Linked DNA regions of Homo sapiens: region 2 is linked to region 1. Evidence: read pairs that join two places in POLR2A ChIA-PET (ENCODE). Cell type or tissue: A673. All regions are shown on one strand. Each heading gives the region's core, and the rest is flanking DNA. Links, peaks and the distances in the headings are about the cores only.

Region 1 (10,503 bases), core at 3,403-7,402:
TTACTAGCATCCTGGCTGGGGAGACTGAGGAAATGTATCTGGGGTCACCTCTCTTCTCCTATTATGCTGAAATAACTCTTTTTCTTTTATACTCAGAATTAATCACCCAGTCTATACCCAGACGTTCTTTTCTGTTTGCCAAAAAGTGGCAAAGTAAGAGTTTCACTTTCCTATTCAGTGAGCTCTTTAATATGTCCCTTGACTGAAACATTTTTTTTTTGTCCCTTTGGATTCTAAATCCTAAGGTCATTTCTCCTTCCAGGAAGGTGGATCATGAGATGTACTGCTTAGAGTTCTGCCCCTGGGAAGATTTTCCTTCTCAATTGTCTTTCAAGGCCGCCCCTAAGCGGGTGAAAGTTGCAACAATAGTCCTAATTGTGCTAGTGTCCTTAGACCAGGGAAGAGTCATCTGGAAACTAGTCTTGAACATTTTCTTCTTTAATCAGCAAGCCACAGGGAGTTTCCACAAGGCCGTATGTGTGGGCTGGGGTAGAATGGGTCTCCTCCAGCTCCAGGAGACAGTGCGCTCTGTCACGCCACAATCACTCACAGTGGGGAATTCCTCCCTCAAAGGTAGGGAATCTGATGCCTGAACAGCCAAGTGTCAGGCCTCAAGTCCTCCTTCACTTAAAAATTATATTTAAAAATTCATCTGAAAGTTTGTATTACTTTTTTGTTTCTTTGTTTTGAGACAGGGTCTGGCTCTGTCATGCAGGCTGGAGTTCAGAGGCACAATCTTGGCTCACGCAACCTCCGCCTCCTGGGTTCAAGCAATTCTCCTGTCTCAGCCTCCCGAGTAGCTGGGATTATAGGCACCAACCACCTCGCCTGGCTAATTTTTTGTATTTTTAGTAGAGACAGGGTTTCACCATGTTTGTCAGGCTGGTCTCGAACTCCTGGCCTCAAGTGACCTGCCCTCCTCAGCCTTCCAAAGTGCTAGGATTACAGGCATGAGCTACCACACCTGGCCTAACTTTGTAGTACTTTATAATTTCTTACAAATTTAAATCTTTATTCCATCTGGAAGTTCAAGGTAGGGACCAACTTTATTCATTTTCCAAATGACTAGCCTGTTGTCTGAATAATGTGTTTCTTTTCCCCACTTTATTATATAATCCAATCTCATTTGTATTTGGATCTGCTTCTGTTCTCACTATTTGGTTTTATTGATCATCTGTCCATTCCTGCAGCAGTATATCAGCAATAAATACTGCAGTTTAAATAACTGGCAAAGCTCTCCCTAATATTCTTCTGTGTTAGAATTTTCTTGGCTATTCGGGCATATTTTTATTTTCCAGACAAATTTTAATATTTTTTGCCAAGTTCCAAAAGAATTCCATTAGAATTTTGGAATTGTTATTGAGCTGTAAAAAATTTATAGATCAGTTTCAGAGAAAACTGACATATTTACAATGTGTGTCTTCCAAGCCAAGAATATGACATATCTTTTTATTTGTATGTGTTCTTTCTGGATGGACATTAATTCTGAGTGATATGAACTAGTTTCTTCTCCAGAGACATTTTCGTTACCACTCCTCCTATGGGAAGGAGGTTCTACAAAATGTAATCATTTCATTTTGGGCCACCAACATGTCTTGACTGTCAGTATAAACATATGAGTGTATTGCTGAAAACTGTGGTGTGATGATTAACTCTCCAAGATCCCTATACAGGGATTGTCAGTTGAAAAAACTACGTGGAAACCTTAAAACATCCAGAAACCACCAATATGTGTAATTTGCCTTTAAAGGATGTCATTTACTAAAAAACTGTCATTATTCCTAAGCAGGAATGGGGGCTGTAATGTTATGTTGGCCACATATTTGTGGCACATCTGAGAACTGTTTGTATAAATGCACTGGCTAGAAGCCCCATTCGCTGGTCCAAAACCCATTCTAACACTGACAACACAATAAAGAAGAATGGCACATGCCAAGTTATTTGACAAAACTTACCAAGGAGGTCACTGTGCTGGCTTTCCTTTTCTGTTGTGTACCCAGTGCCTAATACAAATCCTTGCATAGAGTTTGTGCTTAACTATTGAAGGAATGAATGGAGTCAGCAACAAGGATTAATATGCATGCTTTTTTTTTTTTTGAGATGTGAGTCTTGCTGTGTTGCCCAGGCTAGTCTCAAACTCCTGGGCTCAAGCAATCCTCCTGCCTCAGCCTCCCAAGTAGCTGGGACTACAGGTGCGTGCCACTGCACCTGGCTATATGCATGCTTTCTAGGGTAAAAAATTGAAGAGTGTAATTTGCTGCCATCCTAACTTATTACCGTCACCCTCTGGCATCATGGCAGTACTAAAAACTTCTAGATTGGCAGCTGGGACTGTTAAGCTCTCCTACCCTTGATTCACCAAATAACCATCTCCACGGTCAGCCTTTGTAGCTTGGTCAGTTCCTCCTAGCCCACCTTCCATTCCAGTAGTGGATGATCCCAAAGAGTAGGACTCCATTTTTCTTCCCACCAGCCACCTATTGCCAAAGATCCTTTGTGCCTTTACCCAGCCAAGTCACAAAACATTGAATAACCACACTGACATTTTGTTGTTGGCACTGGAATCAGAGACTACCATGTTATAATCTGAGATTTGGAATGATCACTCTAATGACAGATTTTGTCTGATCTCCTTCTCAGGGTGGTTGGGCTGGTGGGCTACAGTGAGTCTATCACGGCCAGACTGGGGCAGTGAAAATACTTGTTACCCACAGTTGCAGATATGAAGAATTTATGAACGAGAATGTTAGATCAGAGAGAATGCACAGAGTAAAAAAGAAGCATGTCCACCCAGGTAATCACAGAAAGAAGAGTCTCTAACCAGTATCAGGAGCTGGAATAGAAAGCCAAGGGATTGAAGACCAGAGAATATTGAATAGAGCCAAAATAGCTGCAGCCAAAAGCTGAGCTTTTATATATTATCATAGATCCATGACATGGGCAGCCTGAATTTATTTAAATGTCCTAGGATGTCCAGACATAATGGAGAATGAGGTAGGTATAAGTGTTAGGAGGCTATTGCACCTAAGTGAGAATTATTAAAAGAGTAGGGGGCTGGGCACAGTGACTGTAATTTCAAAATTTTGGGAGGCCAAGCAGAAGGATTGCTTAAGCTCAGGAGTTCAAGACCAGCCTGGGCAACAAAGTGAGACCACGTCTCTACAAAAAAATACAAAAAGTATGGCCAGGTGTGGCGGCATGTCCCTGTAATCCTAGCACTTTGGGAGGCCAAGGCGGGCAGATTGCCTGAGGTCAGGAGTTTGAGACCAGCCTGGGCAACATGGTGAAATCCCGTCTCTACTAAAATACAAAAAAAATTAGCAGGTGTGGCGGTGTGCATCCGTAGTCCCAGCTACTCTGGAGGCTGAGCAGGAGAATAGCTTGAACTGGGGAGGTGGAGGTTGCAATGAGCCGAGATTGCACCATTGCACTCCAGCCTGGGTGAGAGAATGGTACTCTGTCTCCAAAACAAAACAAAACAAAAAACAAAAAAACCCCACAAAAATTAGCCAAGCATGGTGGCATGTGCCTGTAGTTCCAGCCACATGGGAGGCTGAGGTGGGAGGTTCACCTGAGCTCAGGAGTTTGAGGCTGCAGTGAGCCAAATTCACACCATCACACTCCCGCCTGGACAGCATCACACTCCAGGCTTGTCTCTAAAATAAAAACATAAATAAATAAATAAAGAGTAAAAAGCGTAGCAGTTGCCGTGGGACCAGAGAGACCAGAAACATTCCAAAGCAATTTCAGAAATATAATTAATAGGAATGATGCCTGCATAGCCAAAAGTCATGAATTCTAGTTAGTTGAGGCAAAGAAGGTACAGATAAAAAAATTCAAATGTTAAGATCCAGTCTTTAAATATTGTGAAAATTTGGGATAGTACAATAATTACTTTCATGGATTATTTTAAACATTGTTTAAAATGCATTGTAGTTATTGTCCATGACAACTTTGTAAGATATCCTTTAGAATTACCTCCATTTTAACCAGGTGCGGTGGCTCACACCTGTAATCCCAGCACTTTGGGAGGCCGAGGCATGAAGATTGCTTGAGCTCAGGAGTTCGAGATTGGCCTGGGAAACTTTGCAAGACCTGTCTCTACTGAAAACGAAAAAACAAAAAAAACAGCCAGGCATGCTAGCACATGCCTGTAGTCCCAGCTACTTGGGAGGCTGAGGTGGGAGGATCGCTTGAGCCTGGGAGATTGAGGCCACATTGAACTGTCATCACCACCACTGCACTCCAACCTGGGTGACAGAGTGGGATCCTGTCTCAAACAAGCAAACAAAAAATAAGAATTACCTCCATTTTAACAACCCTGAGAGTGATTTACCCAGGGTCACATAGCAGCTTGGAGGCATGGCTGTGTAAAAGAAGTTGGGGCTTTTAATCTCTGTATTAGTTAGGATTCTCGAGAGGAACAAAACTAATAAGATAGATAGATAAACAGATGATAGATGATTGATTGATAGATAGATAGATAGATAGATAGATAGATAGATAGATAGATGATAGGAGATGTATTATGGGAATAGGCTTACAGAATTATGGAGGCTGAGAAGCCTCACAATATGTCATCTGCAAGCTGGAGAACCAGGGAAGCTAGTGATTTAATTCAGTGAGTCTGAAGGCCTGAGAACCAGGAGCTCCTATGTCTTACAGCATCAGGAGATGGTTGGCTCAACTCAAGCAGACAGTGAATTCACCTTTCCTCTGCCTTTTTGTTCTATCTGTGCCCTCAACAGACTGGATGAAAATAGATCTTCTTTACTCAGTCTACTAATTCAAATGCTGATTTCCTCCAGAAATGCCCTCACAGACACACCCAGAAATAATGTTTTACCAGCTATCTGGGCATCCTTTAGCTCAGTCAAGTTGACACATAAAATTAATCATTACGGGCTGGGCACAGTGGCTCACCCCTGTAATCCTAGCACTTTGGGAGGCTGAGGTGGGGGAATTGCTTGGGCCCAGGAGTTTGAGACCAGCCTGGGCAACATGGCAAAACCCCATCTCTGCAAAAAATACAAAAATTAGCCAGGTGCAGTGGCTCATGCCTGTAGTCCCAGCTACTCTGGAGGCTGAAGTGATAGGATCCATTGAGCCAGGGACATCGAGGCTGCAGTGAGCCGTGATTACACCACTGCACTCCAAATTGGGTGACAGAATCAGACTGGGTGACCGAATCAGTCTTTCATGGTCCAAACCCAACTCATTCTCTCTCTCTCTTTCTCTGTTGCTCTCTCTTTCCCTGACACAGATATTCACTTAGCATTTAAACGTGACTTCTGAGACTAAAGTGAAAGAGATTTGTCAGTTATCAATATGTTCTGATATTTTTCTGATATAGATAGTTTGATAAATAGATAAATGTATAAATATTGTTCAAGTGCTTTTGGAGCTAGTGAGTTGGCTGCATTGTTATGTCTGTTTCGGGAACTCTAGAATGATATGTAAAACCCTCTTCCCTCCCTTCTTTACTTTCTTCCTTCCTTCCTTCCTTCCTTCCTTCCTTCCTTCCTTCCTTCCTTCCTTCCTTTTATCCACATTTTTTTCAGCAAACATTTAAGAGTGCTAACGATGTGTCAGCTTATGCTTGGCTCCAAGAGATTCAAAAATAAAAATGTCAAGGTCTCCTAATCTCTAGGATAGGGAGAGTCAAATTTGCATGAGGACTTTTGAGAAAAATCAAGGATGCCTGAGGGGATTTGAGTCCTACAGGCTCAGCACTTATGAAAAAGGATAAAGTCCTTCCCAGCCTGGCAGGAGAAGGAAAAGCCTGTGGTGGGGGAAGGGAGTGAAGGCGTGTGCCTCCTCATGGAACACAGGGTCGGAGTCGGCTAGGAGGGATAAGAGTACAATAGAGGGTTGTGTGACACAGACAGGCTGCCAGCCCTCAGCATGGACCCGGCACATGGAATCTGTGATCTTAAAAGAGTCAAGTGACTACCTTTGGCAACCAAAAGAGACACTGCCTTTTAGAAGGCATATCATCTGAAACTGGCTGAAAGAGCTGTCTTACTTAGGAAGAAAAATCTCTCCTTTGGAAAGAGCTGGAACTTTTAGTAAAACTGAACAGTGAGGTGGCGGAAGGTGAGTTAATGTAGTGCTGGGTAGGGAGGTCGTGTGGGCAGGTGTAAAGAGCAGAGCCAGAAGACGTGGGTTTCAATTTTGCCTCCACATACTAGCTGAGCAGTCTTGAGCAAATAATTGCTATAATTGTTTCTGGGCTGTAAAATACCAAGTGAGAACAATGACTGGTCTCATTTATAGAATTATATGAATTACTTTTTAATTCTCATAACCAACTTATGAAATAATTCTCATTACTATTCCCTTTATTTATTTATTTAGAGACAGAGTCTCACTCTGTCACCCAGGCTAGAGTGCACACCTCACTGCAACCTCAACCTCCTGGGCTCAAGAGATCCTCCTGCCTGAGCGTCTCCCCCTCCCTACTCCCCAGTAGCTGGGATGTTAGGTGTGTGCCACCCACTCTTGGCTAATTTTAAATTTTTTTTAGAGTTGGGGGTCTCACTATGTTGCCCAGGCTGGTCTCGAACTCCTGGGCTCAAATGGTCCTCTGGCCTCAGCCTGCCAAAGTCCTGGGATTATAGGCATGAGCCACCACGCCCAGCCTACTATTCCCTTTATATATTGAGGACACTGAGGCTTCAGGAGGTTGAATATATTTTCAAAATTTACATAGCTAGTAAATGGCAGAGCTAGAATTGAACCCATGTTTGTTTGATTTTAAACACTGTGTTCTTTGCCATTTACATTCTTCTGCCCCGCTTCTAAGGATCTGTATTAGGGACTAAATTAAACCAAGTTATACTAAAATGTTGGTAATTAATTTGACTATTAAATGCCTAATTGTTCTAGTACTTAATCTTAGTTTCAGCCAGGCACAGTGGCTCACGCCTGTAATCCCAGCACTTTGGGAGGCCGAGGTGGGTAGATCACTTGAGGTCAGGAGTTCGAGACCAGCCTGGCTAACATGATGAAAACCCTGTCTCTACTAAAAATACAAAAGTTAGCCAGGCGTGGTGGTGGGTGCCTGTAGTCCCAGCTACTCGGGAGGCTGAGGCAGGAGAATCGCTTGAACCCAGGAGGCGGAGGTTGCAGTGAGCCGAGATCACACCACTGCACTCCAGCCTGGGCAACAGAGCGAGACTCCATCCCCCACAAAAAAAAAAAAAATCTTAGTTTCATTTAAAGAATAGATATGAGTGTGTATATTATTTTTTCAAGTGTTATTACTTTTTAATTTAAAAAGTTTTTCCTTTATTTTTACATTTTTGTTGTGTAATTCCTTTTTGAGGAAAGAAAAATCTTTTGAAAGTTATAAAAATGGTTAGAATGATTAGTGTAATCTTGTCAGGGCAGTATACACCTCAATTAACTAAGCTTATCCACAAATGGCCATTATTTTCTTGCTTCAGCAGTGACGTAGGAAAGGTCTGTATGCCTGGGAATGTGGAGATCTAGGTTTTAATCTAAGATCTGAGTTCATTGTCCTGTATTTATCTAAGGCCAGTCACCCTCTTTCGGCTGCTATTGCTTCATGTTTAAAACAAGGGGATTAGATGAAATGATTGGCAAAGTCCCTTGCAGCATTAATAGCCTATGAGTCTATAAAATTTTAGAAACAGACATAATTCAGAAGGATATAATTTTAAATCAATTTGTGTCACAACAGTAATAATAAACATAGTGGCTCTAAGCAAGTAACAGACTGAGAGAAAGAAACTATGAATTAGATAAGTTTGACTAGATAAGGTCTAAGTTCTTTCCAACTTTGAAATCCATGATCACATATTACAACACTGTAATTTTATAGTAGTTTGTAGGGTTTCAAAGAACTTTCATTCGATTTATCCTCTCTGATCCTCACAGGGACAATATGAAGCGGTGAGAAGAGTTGTTTTATCCACACTCTACAAATGAAGGAACTAAAGATTAAGTGGGTGGCATTGGGTCACTTGGCTAGTTGGGGACACAGCTGGGACAGCAAGGCTTTCTGACTCACACCCTGCCCTCTATGCCATAGCATTCCTGGGCTCAATAAACAGTAACTGTGAAAGAAGGTCGCCTCACACAAAACTACATTTTATTCTAGTTTGACAGATGAGTAATCCTCAGTGATAAATTCCTTTTCTGAAAAGTCTCAAAGTCCCTTGGGCAGTTTTGAGTCATTTGTAATGTCAAAAAGTTTAGGACAGACAGTATTTGCAACTTTCCTCAAATCCAAAAATCAGAAAAGCTGGGGAGAGGTTTTTACTTTTTCTTTCTTTCTCTTTTTTCTTTTTTTTTTGTAGACTAAGTCACAAGAAGGAAGGGTTTTACTTTTTCTTTTCAACTTAAAAAAGAGAGTAATTAATATCCTAAATTCTCTTTGTCCTAAGACACCTTTCCTAAGAACCATGAGCTTTTAGCTAAGTATGGAGGACGTTTAGTAGCCATGACTAAGCAACTCATCTTTCAGTTACAGAATAGCCTATGTTGGCCGGGCGCAGTGGCTCACCCTCCGTAATCTCAGCACTTTGGGAGGCCGAGGTGGGTGAATCACCTGAGGTCAGGAGTTCGAGACTAGCCTGGCCAACATGGTGAAACCCCGTCTCTACTAAAAATACAAAAATTAGCTGGGCATGGTGGTGGGCTCCTGTAGTCCCAGCTACATGGGAGGCTGAGTCAGGAGAATCACTTGAACCCAAGAGTTGGAGGTCGCAGTGAGCCGAGATGGTGCCATTGCACTCCAGCCTGGGTGATGAGCAAAACTCCCTCTCAATAAATAAATAAATAAATATTATTGTTATATTTGTGGAAAAGATAATTTGGCATCTTTTCACTCAATGAAAATATTTATTTAAATACTGTATACAAATCTATATATACTTACATATAATATAAATTTATACGTAAATATATATTATTGTTGTTATTTTATGTTATTTTATAGAAGTTATACATGCACATAATAAGAAAAAATCTTATCAGTAGAAAAAGAAGGGTGTAAAATGAATATGACCTCCATCCATTCCAGCCTAGGCCCATGCTCTAGAAACAAGCACTGTCATCGGCTATTGTTAGATGGTGTGGCGGTTGCCATTATAATTTAAAATTCCATGCTTACAGCTCTGTTTTTCCCTTTGTCAACTTTAGAAAGTACCTACTGACTTCAAAAAAGATGGGAAATTTCTTGTGTTTACACTTCCTCCCAATCTTTCTGTTCTTCTCCATCTCCAATTTGTGTTAGTTGTATTATAAAATTTTTAATTTTTTTTCTTTTTTTTTTTTTTGAGACAGAGTCTCTCTCTGTCACCCAGGCTGGAGTGCAATGGCATGATTTCAGCTCACTGCAAACTCCTCCTCTCTCCCCTGGGTTCAAGTAATTCTCCTGCCTCAGCCTCCTGAGTAGCTGGGATTACAGGAGCGTGCCACTATGCCCGGCTAATTTTTGTATTTTTAGTAGAGACGGAGTTTCACCATGTTGGTCAGGCTGGTCTCGAACCCCTGACCTCGTGATCCGCCCACCTGGGCCTCCCAAAGTGCTGGGATTACAGGCGTGAGCCACCACGCCCAGCCCTAATTTTTCTAAAAATTATATTTAAAATTATTATTTATAACTTTAAATAATGTACCTAAACTTCCATTTCTAAATTTATTTATTTAGACAGAGTCTTTTGATTCCCATTTATATAAGAGAGTCCACCTCTCAATTGTGTGTGTGTGTGTGTGTGTATATTCATGGTTTACTATGTTTACATTCTGCTCTGTAATTATAATTAAGTCTTCTGAGGATTAAAAATGAGAATCCTGAGTGGAAGTGATCCTTCACTCAGCACAGCGGTAGGCACATAGGTTTTCTATAATTGACTCGTATGGATAAACCCCATGTGGAAGAAAAAATAATCTTTTTTTTTTTTTTTGAGACCGAGACTCTCTCTGTAGCCCAGGCTGGAGTGCAGTGGCACGATCTCGGCTCACTGCAAGCTCCGTCTCCCGGGTTCATGCCATTCTCCTGCCTCAGCCTCCCGGGTAGCTGAGACTACAGGCGCCCACCACCATGCCCAGCTAATTTTTTTTGTATTTTTAGTAGAGACGGGGTTTTACTGTGTTAGCCAGGATGGTCTCGATCTCCTGACCTCGTGATCCACCCGCCTTGGCCTCCCAAAGTGCTGTAACTGCAGGCGTGAGCCATCATGCCCAGCCAAAAGTAATCTTATTTAATGGAAATTTTCCAGCTCAGATGAGATTCTTCTAAGCTTCAAGGTCTAATGGATCCTTGCTTCAAGGTCTAATGGATCCTTCCTTCAAGGTCTAATGGGTCCTTCCTTCCTTCTCTCCCTCTCTTCCTCCCTTTGAAGCTTCCTTTCTTTCTTTCCTCCTATTTTCCTTCTCTCCTCCTTCCCTCCCTCCTTTCCTCCCTCCTATTTTCCTTCCCTCCTCCCTCCTACTTTCCTTCCCTCCCTCCCTCCCTCCTACTTTCCTTCTTTG
Region 2 (10,550 bases), core at 4,180-8,179, 340 kb after region 1:
GCAACTTAATTACCAGTGTGATAATATTAAGAGGTGAGGCTTTTGGAGGTGATTTAGTCATGAGGGCAGAGCCCTTATGAAGAGAATTAGCTCCCTTATAAAAGAAGTACAAGGGAGCTGTTTGCCCCTTCCGTCATGTGAGGACACAGTAAGAGATGCCATGTTAGAAGTGGAAAGCAGCCTTCACCACGCATGAAACCTGCCAGTGCCTTAATCTTGGACTTGCCAACCTTCAGAACTATGAACAATAAATGTCTAATACTTATATATAAAAAGATATATAGTGTGTTATAGGAACATGGATGTTATTTATGAAGAGTTAGAGGAGTTTTTGAAGGAAGTGACATTTGAGAGAAGGCTAGAGAGTATGATGTGTTTAGAAAACAGCAAACATTAGAATTCAGAGTATATATACAGAAGTCTTGTTTTTGCTAACAGATTGATTTTATTAAATTAGTGAACCTTTAAAGTAACAGTATTCAGAAACTATTCAAAATTCTTTCTTAAAAAAGGGAAAATAACAGCTGGGTATATTAAAACAATGTTCATATTGATTATCTAGACATATTATTGGTACATACTAACATACTTTAATTTCTTAGCATCTGAGTAGTATTTTTCTGAAAAATGTAAATTTGTTCAACTCCTATGAAAAATAGTATGGCAAATTTTCAAAGAACTTAAAATAGAAATACAATTCAACCCAGCAATCCCATTACTGGATATCTAAACAAAGGAAAAAAACTAGTTTTATCAAAAAGACTGCACTCTTATGTTTACTGAAGCACTATTTACAATAGCAAAATCATGGAATCAACCTAAGTGTCTATCAACAGTGGATTAGATAAAGAAAATGTGCTACATATATACCATGGAATACTACGCAGACATAAGAAAGGATGAAGGATAAAATCATGTCCTTTGTAGCAACATGTATGCAGCTGGAGGCCATTATTCTAAGTAAATTAACACAGAAAAAGAAAACCCAATACTGTATGTTCTCACATATAAGTGGGAGGAAACAATGGGACAGAAACATGAAAACAAAAGACACTAGGGACTCCAAAAGAAGAGAGGGAAGTGGGGGGCAAGTCTTGAAAAACTACTACTGGGTACCACATTCACTGTTTGTGTGATGGGTTCAATAGAAGCTCAAACCCTAGCACCATGCAATGTAACACATACGCACATGTACCCCCCTGAATCTAAAATTTAAAAAATGAAGTTGAGGCTTTTATCACCGAAAAATTATATGAAACAATAAAATTAAGATCATATTGGAAAATACACAGTCTTCTGGGAAATCTTTTTGATTTGTTGTATTCAACAAATAATTATATGACCATAAAATTAGAAGTTTAACAAATAACATATTTCAACACTTTCATTTTATTTTTAAGAAAACTAAACCCTTTAACATATGTGCTCAGAGTCTTAACACAAGGATGATTACCACACAATGTTAGATCATCTTTAAACACAGAAGTGAACACTACTGTGTCAAAGAGAAAAAGTAGTTGACTGCAGCTATGTAACCACTCACCTTAGAAAACCTGTAACCTTCTCAGCATGAAAGATGTCTGTCACATTTCCTAATATAATAATTACTTAGAGAAACCACCTCCAGCAGCTCTGAATGGTGCCACATTAAAAAAAATGTTAAAATCTATGAACTGCCTCTCCTTATGTACTCTAAGCATTCACCAAAGAACACTGGAGATAAAACTACCTTTAACACATAAATACAGTTAACTCATCAGTTAATTTAAATATTTCTTCCTCTTTAAATCCAGCTCTTGTTCATTAAATTATTTTTAAAAAGGATTCTTTGAAATCTCCTGCAGATTTAGATACAAGCTTTGTCATCTACAAGTCATTAATTACTAAGTAACAACTATGGGACAATAGTAAAAGTAGTAAGGTTCTACAGCAATGCCAAAATCAAATATAGATGTAATTCAAAAAATATAAAATGTCAATAAATAAAACACTATTTCTTTGCTGTCTGCCCAAACACTGCCCACAAATCTTTTGCAGTCTAGTTCTCATGTTACATTTCAAGAGATAGAAACGATTTTGGGGGAAGGCTACGAGAATTTTGCTGTATAAAGTACCACTTGAACTAGCTGTGTTATCATCTTGGACTTCAGAAATTTCTCATATTTCTGGAGTATAATGGATAGAAAAGCAAAATTCTATTTGCAAAAATTTGCATTATTTGTAACAACTTTGGAAAAAGTTAGAAGTACATCACTGAATATTACTATTTAGTTTTATACTATAAAATTTATTTAAGTTTTAACTATAGGATTTATTTAAAACAGCAAGCTCATTAATAATTCAAAAAATCTGATTTATGTAACTTTTCAGGAACATACATTATAAAAAAGTGGACAAAATTCAAAGACTTTCTTGAATGTTTATTATAATAAGATTTGATCTCCAAGTTTTAAAAAAAACTGCAAGAGACTTGAAAAGAACTAATACATCTATATTTAAATGAGAATTTAAACATGAGGGAAAACAAAAATCTGAATCACTTCTGAACAGGCAAGAATTTAAAAGGAAATACAAATGATTAATAGTAGTTACCCCTGGGGATGGAGTAGAGAATTTACTTTTTGTTTTATACATGTCCATATTGTTTTCTTTTATAACAAATATGTATTACTTTTGTCAATTGTAAATACTTCCTTAAAACTCTTATCTTGTATTCCTTTTTTATAAGCAAATCAACATAAAAGCATTCTTTTATATCATGCAACAGTGGTCCTCCACCAAGCATTCATTAGAATCCTATAGATAACAGTATTATATTCTATACTTAAAAATCTATAAAGATGATAGCTCTCATGTTAAGTGTTCCTACAATTTTAAAAAAGAGTGCACAGAATTAACTATGGATTTGAAAAATATGCTGATATCTGTATCCCACTCCAGAATACCGAATTAGAAAGGCTTAGGAATCACTAAACTAGAGGACCCTTTCAGGTTCTTTCCAATCCTGAAATTGTATTGCTTACAAATATTTTGCATACCTTCAGAGTACAAGCACCAAGAGCTACACAAAGTAAAAGCATAATCTCATCTTTATAAGATTATGAGAGAGGTGAAGGTCCTGTTCCCTAGCATTATGCACCCTAATTACTGATCTAGAGAAACTTGCAGGAAATTAACTGAAGATTAAAACATATATATATATATATATATAGACACACACACACACACACACATATATATAGACACACACACACACACACATATATTTTAAGACAGGGTCTGAGTGCAGTGGCACAATCATAGCTCACTGCAGCTTCCAACTCCTGGGCTTAAGTGATCCTCCCACCTCAGCCTTCCAAATAGCTGGGACACACATCATCATGCCCGGCTAATTTTTTTTTTATAGAGACAGGGTCTTGCTATGTTGCTCAGGCTCAAGTGCTCCTCCCACCCTGGCATACCAAAGGGTTTGGATTACAAGGATGTGCCACTATGTCCAGCCAAACAAACTTTTTTCCTTACAGTTATTTTGAAACAAAACTCATCATATTTTGCTACTACTAAGAATCTGGGAGAACTGGCTCTAATGTAAGCACCAATTCTTGAAGAAGTGATAGGGAGGCAGTGTGGGGAAGGGCATTGTTGTATATTATTATATTGGTTCTCAACTTAAAACAATGAGAAGTGGCATTTTTCAGTGAGTCAGGTAAGTGTTAGCATTTTCCCTAGCATGGCACTTCATCTGTATCAGTAGTTCTTGATTCTATTAAACCCAATGACCCTTTGTTATATAAAAGTCTATATATATGTTTAAATTCCTCTTTTTATATCCTGAAATGAAATTCACAGGTATTTTTAAAAAGTTGAAAATAATAAAACACTCTAACGGTAACATAAAGAAAAAAATGAAAATAGTTCTTAATAAAGTATGTATTTCAATAAGTACATGCTCAGACATGATTATACTAAAGACAATTAAGTAGTCAGATGCTTACAACTAGTTACAATTAATATATTCAAATTTAAGAGAAGTCAGATAAGAAATTTCATGTAACAAGCACAGAAAAATGAAGCCCAGTAATTTTTAGAAATGGTTCCAAACAATACAAAGTACAATTATCTCTTGACGTACAAGGTAGCTACATTTCTGAAAAATTTAGTATTCATTGAAATGTATAAAAATACTTTGTGCTTATATATAAAATAGGTTACAGGCATAGATAATTATATAAAGATATTTTCCCCCTTCGTGCATATGTTATATAGGGGACTTTCAAAAGCTATGCAGGAACCCACCATTCTTCTCTACGCAGGATATTCTGTGCTTTCCATGATGCCTAGTATCCCTGGCTGCTGCCACTAAATCACTGACCAAACATAAATGTTCCCCAAAATTCCAAAGTGTTCCCTAGAGGTTAGTAACACCCCCTCCTCCCCCCGCCCCCAATGTGAACCACTGGTCTGCATGAACTTTCAGTACCTGCATGTATACTTATTGCAGATTCTCACCCTGGAGTAGATTGGGGGAAGATGACTGCTGGTTCCTGATCTAAGGCTAAAGCTTCTATAAGGACTACTTTTAAGTGAAAAACCTTAGTACACTTCATACTCACAAGCTTCCAGTAAAAAATTTTACCCAAAACTGTGTATTTGTTAAAAACTTAGTTAAAAAATAAACAATAAATTTATTTTTACATCTATAGTAGAGAATTAAAGACATCTATACTGATTAATTCTGTTTCCTCTATCCACCTCCCCTAAAAAAAAATACTGTCCCTTGAGGTTTCTAGATAACCAGTGTTAAACTGTGAAGATACAACCATTCTCTTTTATTCACACTAAAGGATACACTGATGCAAACAATGCAAAAGTCATTTACGTATGACACTGAAATATATTACCGTATTTTTATTTGGCAGAACGGCTTCCTAATTAAATTTTGATTAGGCATCTATTAAAAGGAGTTTACATTTCTTGATCAACCCAATGACTAAAGTGTATGTCTTCTGGGGGTAGGTGAGAAAAACTACTGAGTCTGAGAACTTGCTATGTGCTCGGAAGAAAGTGACGTGAGTGTTTTTGTACATGTCACTTGTTGGGATTTGGATATATAACTTATTTTTAATACTGAAAAACTTCCATACTTTCATATAGTTTTTTTTTTTTTTTTGGAGATGGAGTCTCGCTCTGTGGCCCAGGCTGGAGTGCAGTGGCACGATCTCGGCTCACTGCAAGCTCCGCCTCCCCGGTTCACGCCATTCTCCTGCCTCAGCCTCTAGAGTAGCTGGGACTACAGGCCCTCGCCACCACGCCCGGTTAATATTTTGGATTTTTTTAAGTAGAGATGGGGTTTCAACATGTTAGCCAGGATGGTCTCGATCTCCTAACCTCGTGACCCGCCCGCCTTGGACTCCCAATCATATAGATTTTATGTTAAATTAGCACAATTTGAAGATATGTCATAGATATATCCTTGCTTTAAATAAAGTTGGTGAAGCCTTCACTTTACCTAAAAGGATTCACAACTTAAAGAAAAATCATTGTAACATTCCTTTGAACATAAAAACTCTTACGAGTTAAAATGCCATTTAAAAATTAATGAATTAATGAATATTTGAATTTGAAAAAATTAGTGAATAAATTAATGAATATTTGAATTTCAAAAAAATTAACGAATAAATTAATGAATAAAATAATAATGACTATTCAATTTCAACACATTATGAAAGACTCTTAAAATGTCTATTGAAATGTTACAGTAGGTAGCTAGTCAGGTGTGAGCAGGGCAGGAAAAGGCTCCCCGCAACACACACCAGGAGTATTGGGTGACCATCAGTTGATGGTCGGTGGTTGTTAACCATTTCGCTAAAGTATTAATTGGTCACAGCTGGCACCGGGGAAAGGCGGTCTCATAATAGACAGAAAACACCTGAATCTGATCAGCAGCTTCCCAGTGAGATCCCAGAAGTATGCCAACATACAAAATCCCCCACATCAAGAGGTCAAGCTGCGTACTTGTCTTCTCAAGTCGCCTGCTTGGCCCTCTTTCAAGTTGTACTTTCCTTCCTTTCCTTCCTGTTCTAAATCTTTTTAATAAGCTTTCGCTCCTGCTCTGCAAAAAAAAAAAAAATGTCTATTTCAATGTCCATTGAAATAGCAATTAGCCTCCATTGGTGAAATGACTCTGTTAACAGGTATTTAGCTGATTTTTCCACTTTGAATTTCACTAATTTAACTAATAATGCCTAAAATCAATCAATATTCCATTTTAAAAAATAATCATAATATGGTTATCTTCCTTCACATCTAAAGTTGGTAAGAAAAACTGCCTTATCCATGCACAGCCATCACTTTGTGTTGATTTAAAAATATGCAAAGTTTTGTGCAAAACAAAACATTCATTTTTCAGTATTTTGATTTCTATTTTATAAGTAAACTTTGTTAAAATGTGGAACTTGCAAGTTTATATACTTTTGAGGGTGAAATTCACTTTTGAATCAGTTTTAAAGCAACTGAGCATATATACCAGCTAGGCACTATTAACCTCAGAACAAAAGTTGTATTTTCTACTCTTAAACAGAATTCTGGTGCTGATAACAAACAACCTCTACACATTAAAGAATATGTGATCTGAAAAACTCTTCATCTAATATAAACTTCCAAGCACATACTGAATGTGTAATACAAAGCTTTGCACTTACCTGGTAGTAGGCCGTTTTTGTAGGGCTTTATCCAGGATAAGAGATGGAGCGCTCCTCCTCCTTTCTGCTAGTGTTTTCATTTTCTGTTGATGAAACAAACCAAAATGAAGACCACATGGCTTGTAAGGCAAGACAATGTTGATTTTTTTTTAAATCCAATTTAACAAGTTTTGCATTGCCTATCTTTGTCTGTCAAGGAGCCTACAGTTTCATTATGGAGATAAAACTGTAACATCTAAAATAGGATAGTTAAAAAAAAAACAGGACAGTAAGTGTCAAAAAGTGGTAAAAGCAATAAGTATTTTTTGTGGTCAGAGAATAAAGAGGTTAAATGTTTACCAGAATATTTGGGAGAAACACCATCATAACCATTATTACTGGTTATCATGTGTCTGGCTCTATGCTAAAGGCTGGACATGGATTACCTTATTTATTATAATCCAAAATGTCATCCGGGTAGATACTACTATCTTTATTTCACAGGCAAATTTGGCTTCAAGAAAAGACAAGTAAAGGAGAGGAAAAAACAGTTAAAGCAAAAGCACAGAGACTAGATTTTTGCATAAATATTAACACACTTGGGAATCCCTTCTTCCAAATAGACTTTTTTAAAACTGTAACTTCAAACAATAAAAAAATCTTTTTTTCTAGGTGGTATATAAATATAAGACGGTGGTAATCTGTTCCAGTGACCTAAAGTTGCAGTAAATGAAGTTTATTCGACTTGAATTATTCAGATAATTACTCTCTAAATTTAGTCTTATATATTTAACACATCTAGATACAGCCACTAGAAGCAGATGAGTAAAATTAACCATATATAGTCACAAACAGCCATGAGCGAAGTTCAGGCTGTATTATCAAAGCCGTTCTTCTCACCCTATATCTCTATACCCTTTCATCCCATATCCCTCTCACCCTGTATCCTCGCCAAAGGTGTTACCCACTACCTCTAGGCCAGTCATGCTTGGGAACTGGATGTTGCTCCAATGGGAACCATATAAAACTAGGCAGCTCAGTGTCGGTATCCTATTATGTGATTCATAAAGGAATTGCTTGTAGTTTTTAAAGTAAAACAATGATCTTAGCATAGGAATAAAGAAAGAATCATCCAGTGAGAAGAGGATGCTAGACTTCTTTGGCACAATTCTTATCCCACAAATTCTCCATGCTCCTAGGGATCTCTCCCAAATTATTGTCACCACTGCTCTGGCCTCGGTGTTGCTATTCCACTTGTTAATCTTTTGGCTCACATGTGGAAGCTATAGGCACAAATCTCCTTAGCACAGCTGAGACAACAGCTGGAATAATTATGTAAAACATTAATAAATGACAGGAAACACATGGGTTAAAAATAGATAACATCAAACATCTCAATTGGGAGTTATTAACCACAAATCAATTTCAGGCCAGGTTACTTATATAAAAATTTTTTGCATGATGTATATGTGATGTCTTCCTTCTAGAGAAACAGCCCGGAGTTATCATCGGATTCCCAGAAAAGTCGAATCCTTTCCAACACTGGTGATTTCAATAACCTAGTTTATATATTATAGCGTGCAAGCCCCATCTCACTGTTTCCATTACTCACACCTCTTAGGAACATAATCCTCAGGAATCTAATATCCTTAGGCTAGTGTGACTGCAGAGGTTACAAGGAGAAAGGAAAACTGGGAGATAAGCATTTGTATTGCAAGGTACAGCAGCACTTCCTCATGTGAAGAGTCTCAATACTGAAAGATTGGATTGATTTTACTAAGAAAAGTGGCAGTTTGTTCATATCCATCAAGCTATGTTCCAGATTTTTTGCAGGGTTCTGTTTCACCTTCAGGCCTGGAATTAATTCCTACTCTCTATCCTGATTCTCTTTACAGGACCAATTTACTACTTTGAAGTGTGAAATGTACCCACTCTTGTAAGCTTTACCTTTGTCCCTCACACCCTCTGTCTGCTTTGACCTTGAGGATCTGCCATTCAGCAGCTTTACATCTGCTTTCTCTAACCTTCTGAAATCACTGTCAGCAGATCCAAGATTCTAAACTAGATCTTCATTAGTACATAGTTTCTAATTCTGAGCTCCTTGGCTTTCAGGTTTACGAAGAATTTGGAAAAGATTCAAAAGACAGTGTAAAATGACTTAAAATGTGAAGAAAAAGAGCCTATGAAACAGGATAAAATGATCTGAGATTCTTCATTTAGAAACAGTAATAATCTCAAAATTAATGCAGAACTATAATGTGGAGGAAAGTTAGCATCTTCCAAGGAAGATGAGGCAAAAAGAAATGAGGAGAAACATGGAATGAAAATCCAGGTTGACCTTGGGTAGTGGTTTGTTGAGAAATCTATAAAAGTTGTGAACTAAATTTTGCATGCAACTTCAGGGGTTCAGAACCCCCATGAAATGGATTCCTTAGGGATTTATGAACCGCAAGTTAAGAAACTTTCTGATGTAAGAAAATCCTCCCAAGAATGATAGCTGTTAAACATGAGAATGGATAATCAAAGAAGGGTGACAAATTTTGTTCTGAAAAGGTGCTTTTGAAATGGGTGTTTTTCATGGAAATCTACTGTAGAAGATCATTTGTATAATAGTGAATAGAATGTATTTTCTGAGTTTTAAAATTGTCAGATGTATAATGGGTCAAATGCTGAGTGTAGCCACTTCATCCAGCTTGATTTATATTGAAGAGAATGCAATCAAACTACCAGCAGGTAGTTTGTTTTTATTTCAGGTTCCATTGTTCGTACTCAGACTTACTCTATCATTAATGAGATGTGCAACCCAAGGCAATTCAGCCACTTCTCTGGGCCTCCATTTCCTTACTCACAAAATGAGACAGTTTGGACTACATAGTCACTTAGGTCCCTTTATTTCTGATAGTCCCACATTAAGTGTCCACCAAAGATTCACCGTGGATATGCAAGAAAATAAACATTACATGAACCATACATTTAGGATTCACAGGATTCATTCTAAATAAGTAACAAAAGGTCTTACAAGCAGCCAATATAACCAGGGGCTTAATAGATTTAGATATTAATTCATTCAAAATACACTTATCTCTTTCTTTTGCTTAAAAGTGTAACCAAACAAAGGGCCACTAATAACTTCAAAACAAATTCACTGATCTCTTAAAGAATCTGTTCTCAGGCAATGAAAACTTAGATTTTCTTGTTTACAACTATGTGAAATACATCAAAATAGAATGAAACTATTGATTCTTTTACAGGTGTATAATAGTACAAACTTATCAGGACAGGCTTACGTTATGCTTATCTTAGCACAAACAAATTTCACAGTTGTTCTGTGACAGGGATAACTATAATTATTTGCTTCACAGAAAACAAGGTAAACTTCAAACAGTATATAGTATATATTTTCTGTTGTACTTGATGTTTATAACTAGATGACTTCATAAATAGTGGATACCACTCTGAAATAGAATATTTTTAAAAGGTAATGTTTTAAAGAAACGATAAACTATACATTTAGGCAAAAATACTCAATTAATTAATTGCATTAATCTTTTGGGAATGAGTTTGATATCGTATCACTTACCTAGTGTTAAGTAGCCCCAAAAACTAAATAAGAATTTTATGTGAGCTAAGAAACAAACAAATATGAAGTAGTACCTATCTATCTCTCTGTCCCCCAAATGGGAAAAAATGAGGAGGAGAATGGAAGAAGTTCTAACATGGAATAAAGAGTGATTAAATGTCAAAAACTGTTGTCTATTTACAAATGGCCTTTTATTAGGAAAGTATAACATGAATACTAGAGAGAAATTATTAGGTTGGTGTACAAGTAATTGCTGTTTTTGCCATTACTTCCAATGGATCTTTGACCCT

The links. ChIA-PET counts read pairs that join two places held together with the same protein. Peaks named below come from ENCODE experiments on the same cell type or tissue, not always from the same donor. Only the 100,000 strongest peaks of a DNase experiment are listed, where the experiment ranks them.
Region 2: POLR2A ChIA-PET joins it to region 1 with 5 read pairs; 1 of 35 experiments calls an interaction of 5 or more read pairs at or near these places.

What each region holds. Positions count from the first base shown.
Region 1 is chr11:110,349,423-110,359,925 of GRCh38, forward strand. It overlaps LINC02732 (long intergenic non-protein coding RNA 2732), which reads left to right and starts at 5,692. Exons shown (of 4, transcript NR_135100.2): 1 at 5,692-6,096. RefSeq lists an enhancer at 145-674. In A673, for the core only: no CTCF peak of the experiment used is centred there; DNase peaks (open chromatin) are centred at 4,681, 5,189 and 5,659; H3K4me3 peaks cover 1,629 bases; H3K27ac peaks cover 3,505 bases.
Region 2 is chr11:110,683,846-110,694,395 of GRCh38, forward strand. It overlaps ARHGAP20 (Rho GTPase activating protein 20), which reads right to left. Exons shown (of 15, transcript NM_001384657.1): 2 at 6,702-6,784. Among named protein-coding and RNA genes, the nearest start is that of ARHGAP20, 23 kb to the right of the region's middle. In A673, for the core only: no CTCF peak of the experiment used is centred there; a DNase peak (open chromatin) is centred at 6,036.